Regions from separate parts of the Homo sapiens genome. Here all the other regions are linked to region 3. Evidence: chromatin contacts called from ENCODE Hi-C data. All regions are on one chromosome and are shown on one strand. The core of a region is the stretch at or near the end of the contact, and the rest is flanking DNA. Distances in the headings are between cores, read along the strand shown.

The links. A loop is a pair of places that touch in the nucleus more often than their neighbours do. Pooled maps may share reads with other maps.
Region 1: a loop to region 3 is called in a map of B cell, with 8 times the contacts of the local background. The contact joins the promoter of KDM4B here to the promoter of RANBP3-DT in region 3. A Hi-C loop is called at or near these places in 1 of 168 maps with a recorded cell type or tissue (B cell), 1 of 37 single-sample maps with no recorded cell type and 6 of 50 pooled maps.
Region 2: a pooled map shows a loop between it and region 3 (8-fold over the local background). The contact joins the promoter of MCOLN1 here to the promoter of RANBP3-DT in region 3. A Hi-C loop is called at or near these places in 1 of 37 single-sample maps with no recorded cell type and 7 of 50 pooled maps.

Annotation. Positions count from the first base shown.
Region 1 is chr19:4,966,292-4,970,380 of GRCh38, reverse strand. It overlaps KDM4B (lysine demethylase 4B), which reads right to left and starts at 1,268. Exons shown (of 23, transcript NM_015015.3): 1 at 1,151-1,268. RefSeq lists silencers at 1,095-1,394, 1,705-1,804.
Region 2 is chr19:7,519,658-7,523,987 of GRCh38, reverse strand. MCOLN1 (mucolipin TRP cation channel 1) reads right to left here and starts at 1,364. Exons shown (of 14, transcript NM_020533.3): 1 at 1,207-1,364. The coding sequence starts at 1,237. LOC105372261 (a long non-coding RNA gene) reads left to right here. Exons shown (of 3, transcript XR_936294.3): 2 at 826-1,146. It overlaps ZNF358 (zinc finger protein 358), which reads right to left. Exons shown (of 2, transcript NM_018083.5): 2 at 2,963-4,330. The coding sequence ends at 3,039. RefSeq lists a silencer at 1,201-1,330.
Region 3 is chr19:5,976,557-5,980,616 of GRCh38, reverse strand. RANBP3-DT (RANBP3 divergent transcript) reads right to left here and starts at 2,214. Exons shown (of 4, transcript NR_046376.1): 1 at 2,103-2,214. It overlaps RANBP3 (RAN binding protein 3), which reads left to right and starts at 2,477. Exons shown (of 17, transcript NM_007322.3): 1 at 2,477-2,556. The coding sequence starts at 2,535. RefSeq lists silencers at 2,084-2,133, 2,184-2,353, 2,584-2,693.

The DNA of each region.
Region 1 (4,089 bases), core at 19-2,518, 1.0 Mb after region 3:
TGACAGGATCACTAGGCTCCACGGAGCTGAACCACCTTCTCACTAGTTTCACAACTCGGGGAACACTTCCTCACAGGGTGCTGGTAAATTATTAAAACAGAAGCATCCTCCCCCAAGCAAACAGATGGGATGCACCCAAAAGCAGTCCATGCCTCCACTGCCCCCAGGGGCGGAAAACATGCCCCTTAAAACCTTCCACCGTGCCCAGGTGGACAGAGTCCCCCGTCCTGCCTGATTGTCATGGCCACCACTGAGCGCAGACCTGGGCCCTGGCAGACCCCAGGTCAAGCAGATTTCAGAGCGAGTCCGTCCCCAGCTCCCAGGGGGATGTCCACGGGGGACACAGAAAAGGGGTCTCGGCGGAAGCAACTCCTCAATTCATTTCTCTAGAGCAGGGGCTTCGTTCGAGATGGCGATCAGGCTGGAAGGGGGAGGGACGGAGAGACTCGTGGAGGCTGCCGTTGCATAGCAAGATGATTTTTTTCTAAAATCCAGATTGCATATGCTTATGGCGGGGTGGGGGTTTCGGGTACGTACAGGGGGGCAAGTTTGGAAGCTACCAAGGCATAGCAGGTTGACCGGAGGTGGGGGCAGTGCAGGAGCAATGATAGGCATTTAGGGGGCATCCCTGGGTGTCCAGCTGGGGGGCTTCCCCTTAGCCCCCCTGGCGCCCAAAGGGCCAGAAACGCAGGCGGGGGTTACCCAGGGGCTGGGGTCTTTTTCCTTTTTCTTGCTTTCTTTCAAAAATAATAATAATAATAGGCCGAGGCTTGTCCCGGGTGATAAAAGGGCCCGGCCGGGGCCACCCACGCTGTCATCTTTTGTGCGGGGCGCCGGGGCCGTCTGTGCCCAGCCCCCGCGCGCCCCCGGCCCGGGAAGGGGCCCCCGCTCCCGCCCCTGGGCGCGCCCCGCCATTGTCCGGCCCCGCCGCCCCCGCCCGAAAACCAGCGGGCGCCCCCGGGCCGGGCGGTTAACGCCCCAACCGCCCCGCCGGCCCGGACAAAGCGCGAGGCCCGGCCCGAGCAGGCCGCGCCCGAGGCCTGGGCCTCGAGTCCCGGGCGCGCCCGCAGCCCCGAGCCGCGACGCGGGGGCGGCCATGGCGGCGGGGTCCGCGCTCGGACACGGCCGGGCGGCCTCCCCGTGGGCTCACCTGAGGCGGCGTGCGCGGCCCGGTCCGGGAGCAGCGGCGCGCTCTCCCCCGCCCTCGGCGTCGCACCCCCAGGCCCCGCTCGGGCCGGGCCCCGCTCGGTTGCTGGCGACCGAGCCCTCCGCAAGCGCTCGCGGGGGGGCTTATAAGGCCGCGCGCCAGCTCCGCCCCGACTGCCATTGGCTGCCGGATCCACGCCCGAGCGCCCATTGGCCGGAGCTGACAGCTCCGCCCCTCCCCTCCGCCGGGCCCATCAACACCGCACGGCCCGCCCACCGCGCGCCGCGATTGGGCGGGGACAAACGCCGGCCTCGCCTCTTCATTGGCAGACCGGCGGGGACACGCCGGCGCCCACCCACGTGCCCGCTGACCGGCTCTGTTCTCATTGGAGGGGGCGCACGCCAGCCAAGGCTGCCGCGACCAACCCGACGGCAGCTGGGCCTTGGATTGACAAGGGAGCCTCAGGGCCCGCCCGACGACCGCACAGAGAGGAGCCAGTATTGGCTTGAGGGGCCAGCCCGAGGCGCGGACAGGCTGGGGCAGGTGCCAATCACTGCCCGCAAGCTCCGGGCCCCGCCCTGGTTATCAGGCGGCGGCTGAGTACGTGAGACCCAGCACAGCATCAGCACCGGCCGGGAACGTGCAGGCTGGAGGTTCGAAACCCGTGGCCGGAATGTGGGCTTAGCGTTCCCCAATTTGCAAAGTGCCAAGCAAGGAGACATAGCGATCCGTTTTGCAAAGGAGGAGAACCGAGAACATAGGGTAAAGCAGCAAGAGCCTCCACCCCGCCACCGTAGGTCTATTCCCATCACAATCAACAAACCTTTGCCAAGGGGCAAGGCCTTCGGAATAGTTAGGGTCCCTCTCCCCGAGTTCCCTAAAATGTATGGGAGAGAATGAGCTTTGGTGCTTTCTGACCTGGATTCAAAGCTAAGCCGGGCCCCATGCCTCACTGTGGTTGACCTCCAGCAAAGTAACCTCGCTGAGTCTGTTTCCAACTGTGCAATGGATATGATGGTAGTGGCCACACCCCGTCTACCCGCCTCTTGAGAATGTTGCAAGGATTAAGTGGGATGAGGCACGGAGAAAGATTTGACCCTGTGACTTCACAAAATGAGCATTCATTGTGTACTGGACCACGCAGGGGTGTGAGGCATGCCCCCATTTGGAGTGGCAGGAGTGTAAATTGGGCAATTTGACATTTTCTAATAACATTCTAAGTGCATCCACCACCCGATAACCCAGCCAGCAGTTCTTCCTGGAGGTGATGTACCCAGAAAAAAGGTCTGGAGCTTACACAATTCAAGAATGCCGGCGGCAGGGCTGTCTGCAACTGTTTCCAATGTTTTGCACTAACTATCCATCAGTGGGGGATTAGAGAAGTAACTTAATAGCAATCAGTACTCTGGAATACTTACTATGTAGCAATTGAAAAGGAGGCCAGGCCCGGTGCTGTGGCTCGGGCGACTCACACCTGTAATCCCAGCACTTTGGGAGGTCGAGTCGGGTGGAACACCTGAGGTCCAGAGTTCGAGACCAGCCTGGCCAACATGGCAAAAACCTGTCTCTATTAACAAATACAAAATTAGCCAGGCATGGTGGCGCATGCCTGTAATCCCAGCTACTCCAGAGGCTGAGGCGGAGGTTGCAGTGAGTCGAGATCACTGCACTTCAGCCTGGGCAACAGGGTGAGACTCTGTCTCAAAAAAGGAAAGAAAAGAAAAAAGAGAAGGCCGATCTGTTTGCAAACATGAAATATCTCCCAACCGCTGAGCTAGGGACAGTGGTCCAGAATCCTGTACTCAATAAAATAAATATGGAAACACACACAGAAACCGGTATCATGAGGTTAAGAGCACACAAGCTTGTCAATGCACAGAAAAAGGTACTCCTAAACTGAAGAAACGAACTTAATCCTTGGGGAGAGAAGGAAAGCTGCACACTGGTAAAAAGAGAAGTCAAAGGAGAATTTAAGAAGCTCTGGGTGTTTTAAATTCTTATGGGACCATATTCATATATTCCACATGGAGTTGAGATTTAATTTCAGGTCATGCCTGGAATCGCAGCACTTTGGGAGGCTGAGATGGGCAGATCACTTGAGCCCACGAGTTTGAGAACAGGCTGGGCAATATAGCAAGACTCCGTCTCTACCAAAAAAATTACAAAAGTTGGGCGTGGTGACACGCGCCTATAATCCCAGCTATTCGGGGGCTGAGGCGAAAGGATCACCTGAGCCCGGGGAAGTGGAGGCTGCAGTGAGCCGTTGATTACACCACTGCACTCCAGCCTGGGTGACAGAGTCAAACCCCGTCTCAAAATAAAAAGTAAAAACAAAATTTAAAAACAGGCTGTTGCCCAGGCTGGGTGTAGTGACTCACATCTGTAATCCCAGCCCTTTGGGAGGCCAAGGTGGGAGGATCACTTGATCCCAGGAGTTTCAGGCCAGCCTGGGCAACAGAGCGAGACCTCTTCTCTACTAAAAATAAAAACCGAGTTGATTGTGCGGGCACATGCCTGTGGTCCCAGCTACACTGGGGGCTGAGGGAGGATCACTTGAGCCCAGGAGGTCGAGGCTGCAGTGAGCCATGATCACACCACTGCACTCCTGGGCAACAGAATGAGACCCTGTCTCAAAAAAAAAAAAAAGTGCAATCATGAAGGGAAAGAGTCCCCACCCCACGTACCACATACATAGGGCTTTTTGTTCTACTTCCAAGTATATTCTCTGAGACAGTGGGGGGTGTTTAGATTTCACAGACAATATAAATGTTTTTAACCGAGGAACCCAAATGGGTTCTCCACTTTATTTTGCTTAGACAAAGTTTTCATGCCATCTCTTATGAGAAAAACTTAACATGATCATAGAATCTAGACGGTAGGTCTGAGGGTTCACCATCCGATTCTTTCCAAATCCGATTCTTTCCAAGTTTTGGAAACTCTTC
Region 2 (4,330 bases), core at 115-2,614, 1.5 Mb before region 3:
GGGACCCCATCTACCCGGGAGGCTGAGTTGGGAGGATCACTTGAGCCCAGGAGTTCGATGTTACAATGAGCTAGGATTATGCCACTGCACTACAGCCTGGGCAACAAAAAAAAGTTTATTAAAAAAAAAAAAAGTCCACCCTCTCCCTGAGCCTTGAGGTTGAGATCCTGAAGCTGCTCTGAGAATTCAGTGAGACACAGCAGATAAAGACCTCTTCAGCAAACACAAGCTGTTCTAATCACTGTTTATTTTTTTCCAGCCTAATGGTTAGATCTAAGCTTTCAGCAACTGCTGGAGTCAAAACCAGTCACAGTAGCCCAAAACTGTCCCTGTCACACCCCCATGGGGATGTGCTTTCTAGGGCCTGGCCCCGTGCTGCTTTCTAGGGCCTGGCCTCCTGCCTAGCAAAGCAGTCAGGATAAATGTGTGCACTGTCAGAACCTCCCTTGCAGAGAGGGACAAGTTCCCGGCCCCTCCCTTTGCAATGAGATGCTGCTGTGGCTGTTTACGACAAAGCCAGAGGGCAGGGCCCGCTTACAGAGCTGAGATTACAGCTAACCCACCCCAGACCCTACTAGCTGGGACACCGGGACATCTATCAGGTAGGGGTCCCCAGCTAGCTCCAGAAGGGGAAGCTAACACAAGGGGTCTTCCTCCAGCCTCCCCGAGGAGGGGTGGCATCAGAATTGGCTAGAAGCCCGAATTTAAGAAGGCTGCGCTTCCAGCGGTTTGGAAAGCTAAAACTGAGTTAATCGCCTGGGGGCAATCCCTCCAGCTCTCCAGGCTTGAGCTTAGGGAAGCTGAGCATTTGTCCCCTGGAATCAGGAGGGGAAGCCTGGGAGTCTCACGTGCGGGTTGGAGAAGCTGGTGCCCGCTGTCTGAGTTCCAGACGAAGTTGAGCAATCGGAACCTAGGCTCCCAGTGGGAATCCCAGGAACCTCGCCGCCCCAGAGGGAGAAGCTGGCGGCCCGGCGCGATCCCTGCCTGAGTTTGGGAACCCAGCAGAGCCTGGGTTCAGGAGGAAGAATTGGAGAGGCTGGTGCCCACCCGCCGCCCAAGTTCTAGGAGCCGTCTGCCCTTTTCTCCACCGTGAAAAGTCAGCGCTGGAGCTTAGAAAAAAAGAGACTAGGAGCTCCGCCGCCCCAGGTGGGAGACACAGCCCGCCCGCCTGAGTTCGGGGCCCCACGGTGCCGCCCGCGCCCTCACCTGAGCCGCGCGGACCCGCCGGGGCTGTCATGCTGGGGCGGGAGCGCGGGACGCAGGCGGGTACGGCGGGGCAGCCTGGGTCCGATCGCCCGCCGCTGTCACTGCGACCTCGCTCCCTCGCGGCGCGGCTTCAAACCCTCCGGCATCAGCTGATCTGTGCCTCGGTCACGTGACCCGGTAGCCCAGAGCCCCTCACGTGACCGCCTCTGGTCCCGCCCCCTGCGCCACGACAACCCCTGCCGGAACAGCGCGCATGCGTGCCTCTGCCGGCGCCCTCTGGGTCGAAGGCAGTCGCTAGGTCCTAGCGCCGACGCGCTCTGGGTGGCGGGGGATGGGCTGACTCTGAGTTTGGCAACGACGAGCTCTGCCCTGGCTCCCGGCCATGCCCCGAATCCGGTGCCAGGCTTGTGACTTCCATGTCCAGAGCTTGACCCCTTATCCTCCTTGGTGCCTGGTGATGACCCTGCCTACTATCTCAACGCTGTCTTCCTCTTTCTCCCAGAAACTCCTTTTACCCTTCTCCTGCGCATCTTCAGCAAACACGATTTCCTAATTATGTATCAAATAGAACCACTTATCCCCACCCCATGGCCCCCAGCCCAGAGTCTTCCAACATTCCTGGCCTGGATCTTTGCAGCAACCTCCTCCCCGATCTCAGCCTCCCTCCACTCCACTCTCTACCCAGCAGCCACAAGCATCTTCAAAGAATAATTCCTATCCTTCCTGCGAGAACCTGCCCTCGGCTTCCCATTGCTCTGTAATGACAGGCAGAGTCCCCACTCTCGTCTATCAGGGCCCTCTGATCTGGCTCCTACCTCCATCCAAAGCTCATCTTTCTATAGCCCCAGAGCCTTTGCATACTTTTGCCCTGGAGCGTAATGGTTAAGAATTTGGACCCTGGAGGGCAATTGGGATTTAAATCTAGGCACTGACAATGCCACTTCTACATCTTCCAGAGTCCCTTCAACTCCAAGCTGAGCGCAGTGGGCGGTGGCATGCACCGGCAATCCCAGCTACTCGGGAGGCTAAGGTGGGAGGATCGCTTGAGCCCAGGAGGTCGAGGCTGCAGTGAGCTATGATCACACCACTGCACTCCAGCCTGGGCAACAGAGCAAGACTGTCTAAAAAAAAAAAAAAAAATGTGCCTCAATTTTCTCATTTGCAAAATGGGGATATTCAAAGTCATCTACCTACTGGGGCTGTTGAGAGGATTAAATGAGAGAATGCAAAAACTATCGCATAAGGCTGGGCAAACAGTACTGATTATTAAATTAGTGATTATTGGGATTACAAAATCCTTCATTGAGAAAGCTGCCTGCCATTTATATCAGAAGTCTTGTTATGCTTCTCCTAGAATGTACTATACCCCGTAATTATTTTTTAAGTATTCTGAATTTAGTATCTATGAGCTCCATGCAGGTCGAGGCCATATTTATCTTGTTCCCTGCTGAGACCCCAGCAATCCAGAGATGTTTGTTGATTGCATAAATGAGCAACTTTTTTTGTCCACTTGTATACCTACTGTATGGGCTTTGAAGAGCAAGGGGTAAGTGAGAGGAACAGAGAGTGGTGACTAGTGGGATGGACCAGGATGAGACACTGTGGGTTAAGCTGGAAAGTCTAGCTGGTGGGCCCAAGAAGGAAGCCAGGACACTGGAGCTCCAGATTGTGGCTGGCCCTGGCCACAATGTCCCATCTCCGGAGCAAGGGGCTGTGCTCAGAAAGAAAGCACAAAAGGCAAGCCACGACACAGAGCCCGGAGGCAGTGGGAGGATTTTACTGACTGCACAACACACAACTTCCCCAGGCCCCCGAGGATGCCGGCGTCTCCTTCAGCCATCAGGCCCCAGCAGTGCCCCTTGCTCCTGTACCCACTCTGGACTCTCGCCGGTAGGGAGGGCTGGGCTGACAGTGCCACGAGTGGGAGAACAGGGGTCAGGGCAGGACACAGGGTTGGGATCAGGGCTGGGCACAGGATCAGGGTCTGGGCTGGGCACAGGATCAAGGTCTGGGCTGGGCACAAGGTCGGGACCAGCGTCGTGCCCAGCCTTTGGGTCAGAAGATTCCACAGGAGTAGGGCTGGGGGTGGATCTGGAGCCGGGGAGGGGTTTGGAGCTGGGATCCGGCAGAGTGCCCGGCCCAGAGCCAGGGTCAGGGTTGCGGCCAGAGCTGGTGCCAGGGCTGAGGCCCAAGCCAGAGCCGAGCACAGAAACAGCATCAGGACCCAGGAGGGAGACCTGCCCCGGCCTCATCATGGATGCAGGGCTTAGGCCAGGCCCGAGGCCCAGGCCGGCGGCCGCTGCTGCAGCTGCAGCGGCCGCGGCAGCTGCAGCAGCGGCTGCACCCTCATGCACCCGTTTGTGCTTGGTGAGGCTGGAGGCCTGGCCGAAGGCCTTCCCGCAGAGCTGACAGCGATAGGGACGCTCGCCCGAATGCACGTGCAGGTGCTGGAGCAGCGCTGAGCTCTGGCCGAAGGCCTTGGAGCAGTGCGGGCAGGCGTAGGGCCGCTCGCCCGTGTGGATGCGCAGGTGGTGTTGCAAGTTGGAGCTCTGCCCGAAGGCTTTGCCGCAGTGGGGGCAGCGGTAGGGGCGCTCGGCCGTGTGTGTGCGCTGGTGCTGCAGCAGCGCCGAGCTCTGCCCGAAGGCCTTGCCGCACTGCGGACACGGGTAGGGCCGCTCGCCCGTGTGCGTGCGCAGGTGTTTGAGCAGCGCAGAGCCCTGGCCGAAGCCCTTGGCGCACACCGGGCACTTGTGGGGCCGCGGGCCGCCGTGCGTGCGCAGGTGCTGTGCCAGGAGCGAGCCGTGCCCGAAGGCCTTGCCACACACCGGGCAGTGGTGCGGCTTCTCCCCGCTGTGGCTGCTGCGATGTTTCAGCAGCGTGGAGCGCCAGCCGAAGGCCTTGCCGCAGGCCGCGCACTGGTACGGCCGCGCCCCAGTGTGGATGCCACGGTGCTGAGCCAGGGTGGCACCGTGGCTGAAGGACTTCCCGCAGTCGGGGCAGCGGTACGGCTTCTCGCCGCTGTGCGTGCGGCGATGCTGGCTCAGCCCGGAGCTGCGGCGGAAGGCTCGCCCGCAATCCGGGCAGGAGAAGGGCCGGGGCGGGCTGGCGGGGGCGGGGAGCACCG
Region 3 (4,060 bases), core at 965-3,464:
CATTCTCTTCCAGAGAAGCTGCTGTTAAATATTTACCACATCCCACTGGCTGTTCAGAAAAGTTTAACAACCATGTAAATACATGTGTCCTGGATTAGGAACTGGCAAACTTTTTCTGTAAAGACACAAACAGTAAATGCTTTAAGTTTTGTTGGCCAAAAAGTTTCTGTTAAAAAAAAAAATTAGCTCTAATGTCACAGCTCAAAAGTAGCCAGAGACAATATATAAATGAGTAAGCATTGGCTGTTTTCAAATAAAACTTTATTTACAGACACTGAAATGTAAATTTCACACCATTTTCACATCAATAGATATTCTTCTTTTGGTATTTTTTTTCCCAACCAGCTAAAAATGTAAAAAAATCGGCAGGCGCGGTGGCTCATGCCTGTAATCCCAGCACTTTGGGAAGCCAAGGTGGGCAGAGCACCTGAGGTCAGAAGTTCGAGAGCAGCCTGGCCAACATGGTGAAACCCTGTCTCCACAAAAAAACACAAAAACTAGCTGGGTATAGTAGTACACAGCTGTAATGCCAGCTACTCAGAAGGCTGAGGCAGGAGAATCACTTCAACCCGGGAGGCGGAGGTTGTAGTGAGTCGAAATTGTACCACTGCACTCCAGCGTGGGCAACAGAGTTAGATTCCAAAATAAATAAAAGAAAGGGAAGGGAAGGAAAGGGAGGGAGGGAACAAGGGGAGGGAGGGAGGAACCATTTTTAGCTCATAGACTATATCTGGCCCACAGATTGTAGTACTCCTCGCTCTCTTTTAGATCATACTCAAAAAGGTGCAGAGCTGGGACTCCAACCTAGGTAAGACCTGAAACACAAGGTCCCAGGCAGAGAGACGACCAAGTGCAAAGACCCTTAGGTTGGAATGAGCTTGTGCTCCAAGGATGGAAAGACCCACGCGGCTGAACAGCAATGAGCAAGGGGGAACAAAGCAGGGCATGGGAGCCAAGTTCAGGGGACTTCATAAACCTGAATACAAGGTTTAGGATATTCCAAGTTCAGCTGAGAGCCCTCTGGAAGCACTGAGTGGCCTTGATATTTCCATTTTCAGTCTATGTGTATATATATATATATACACACACACACATATATATGCACACGTGTATGTATATATCTGTGTGTATATATATAGATAAAAACAAAGTATATATGTGTATATATATGGGGGAGGTTCTTGCTGTGTCCCTAGGATGGTGGCAGTGGCACTGTCACAGCTCACTGCAGCCTCAACCTCCTGGGCTCAAGTGATCCTCCTGCCTCAGCCTCCCAAGTAGCTGGGACCACAGGCTTGCACCACCACATCCGGGTAATTTTTGTGTTTTTGTAGAGATGGGGTCTTGCTCTGTTGCCTAGGCTGGTTTTGAACTGAGCTCAAGCGATCCTCCCACCTTGGCCTCCCGCAGTGCTGGGATTCCAGGGGTGAGCTACCGCGTCTGGCTGATTATATTTTTCAAAGACTCCTCAGCCTGCGGCCATGTGCAGAACCAAGCCTGGGGCTTCAAAAGAATGCAGCAAAGGATAGCAGAGAGGCCGCTGTCCAAGTCTTCCATGAGATAGATACGGACGATGTGGCCTAGGGTGGTGACAGCCTGGGGGTGACAATGGGTGGCTCTGGGCTGTATTTTGGAGGCAAGGCCAAGTCCGAAGGATTTGCTGAGAGATTCATAGCAGGTGAGTAGAGAACAACTCCAGGGTGTCCAGGACCCTCCCATGAGCCTTGTGAGTGAGGCTGATGGTCCCATTTTACAGATGGGTAACCTGGAGGCGCGCGGTTCCCCTCCCATGAGCTTGTGAAGTTGATTCTCGTAGCTCCGAGGGGTCGAGTCCCTCGCGCCGGCTCCCCCCGCCCCCAACGCCAGCACCTGGGTCCCAGGGCTGCGCCCCCTCCTAGAGCCTGACCACGACCCCCGCCCCCGCCGATGAGCTCTGATTTACCCCCCAATCCCAAGCACCCCGCGCCCTCTCGCCACTTCCCCCGTGGTTTCAGGAAAGCGTTTGCCGAAGGTACCGGCTCCTAAGGCGGGTAAACTGAGGTAGGAGGCAACGCGTCTCCCGCCCGCGCGTGTGGGAAGCCCCCGCAGGCCCGGCGATTTACCTGGAGGAAGGCCTCGGCTGCGGCGCCCTGAACTGCTCACTGTCCCACCGCGGGGGAACCCCGGAAAACGAGTGGGAAAACGAGTGCTTCAAGACCCGCCTCGGGCCGCGCGGTGCCGCCTCACTAAACCTTAGTCGCTGCCACTGCGCATGCGCCCTTCCCGGCCCTTTCCCCGCCCTCTCAGTCGGCGGGAAAAGGAGGCGGGAGATGGCTCGTGCGCAGGTGCGTGCTAGGAGCGCGGCTCGTCAGGGCAGGCTGCTCTGCAGGGCAGGCGATCCGGGGCTCGCCTCCGCGCGGCATTCAGCGCGCAGGCGCGAGCTGGCCGCCTCACACGGAGTCGGCTTGTTAAGTGCGCACGCGCGGGAGTTTCTGGCAGAAAGCAGGCGAGCCTGGGCCGGCGCGGGGCCTTGTGGGAGGGCTTAAGGAAGTAAAATGGCGGACCTGGCGAACGAAGGTAGGGGAGGCGCCGTTGGGGACCGGCTGGCGGCCGGGGAACGGGCGGCGGGAGGACTAGGGGCCACAAGCCCTTGGGGGGAGCACCGCAGAGTGCAAGGGTTTCGTCCGCTCCAGGCTAGCGCCGTGGCGGGCCTTGCAGCCGCCCCCTATTGCGTCCCCTCAGGCCGGGCTCACCGGCCCGGCCCATCACTCCCGGCAACCCCAGCCACTGCAGCCGTCTGGCTAGAGGAGCCGGGTGGCCATCGGGATCGCAGCCCTAAGGCCCCTCTGCGTCGCAGCCAAGCTCGGGGCTGAAGGGGGCGGGAGGCGCGGCCCCAGTGCTTCGGCCACGGATGTAAATAGACCTTAGGGCCTGGTTGTGGCCCGGAGCGCGCCACGCTCCCTCCCCGCCCCCTCGTCCTCCGCCACCCGGCATCTCCCCTTCCCCGGCCTGGCTGCCTATCTCCTAAGCCCGTGAGGCCCTCGTCCTCCGCGGGCCAGCCGCACACCGCGGACGGAGGAAGCCCAGGCCGTTTTCACCCCGTCCCCGCCCCGAACTTCGGCCCCCACTTCCCGCCAGTTCCCCCCGGATCCTTCGGGGCGCTTCGTCTCCCCCTCATTTAGGCCCCGCCGCAGGATCTGGGCCGCCGAAAACCCTGGCTGCTCTTTGGCCCTTTTTGCTGCACTTCCAGACAAGAGACCGTGCGAGTCCCTCCTCTGTGGAGCGCTGACAGCCCACCTGAGTGTTTTTGACAAGGTTACACTTCCAGATCCCCCGAGAAGGCACCATAAGGCTGATGTCTGCTTCCATCCATAGTCGTGTTGCCATCGCTGTAGCTTCAAGACTTCTGAGGCCTATTTTTAGCTCCCCCCCTTTTCTAGTTGCACAAATGCAGGCAAGCTCTCTACCTGTCTGGCTCTGATTCCCCCATTCGGTGCTCCCTGTGACTGGAGGGTTTTCCCTACCGAATTGCAGTAATGAATGAATGATGATAGGAAGTGCTTGGTCTTGTGGAGCATTTAGGGTAGTTACCAGGTGTGGTGCAAAGTCTTGACATACTGTTTTCCCTGGTAGGAGGTATAGATACTGTTAGCCCCATTCACTTGATGAGGAGACTGAGTCAACGTGGTTAAGTCGCTTATCCAAGGCGTGTCACACAGCTGGGAAGGAGCAGGGATGTGAACCAAGATGGCCTGGCTTCAGATGCCAGACCACGGGTGCTCAGTCCCTGCAGATTCTGATTCTGTGTGGTGTTGGGCGGGCGCTGGGCATCTGTACAGGCAGCAGCACAGGTTCTCTCCCTGATTCTTGGCCATTTTATTCTATTTTATTTTTTGGGACGGAGTCTAGCTCTGTAGCCAGGCTGGAGTGCAGTGGCGCCATCTCGGCTCACTGCAATCTCCGCCTCCCGGGTTCAGGTGATTCTCCTGCCTCAGCCTCCCGAGTAGCTGGGATTACAGGCGCGCACCACCACACCCAGCTAATTTTTGTGTTTTTAGTACAGACGGGGTTTCACCATGTT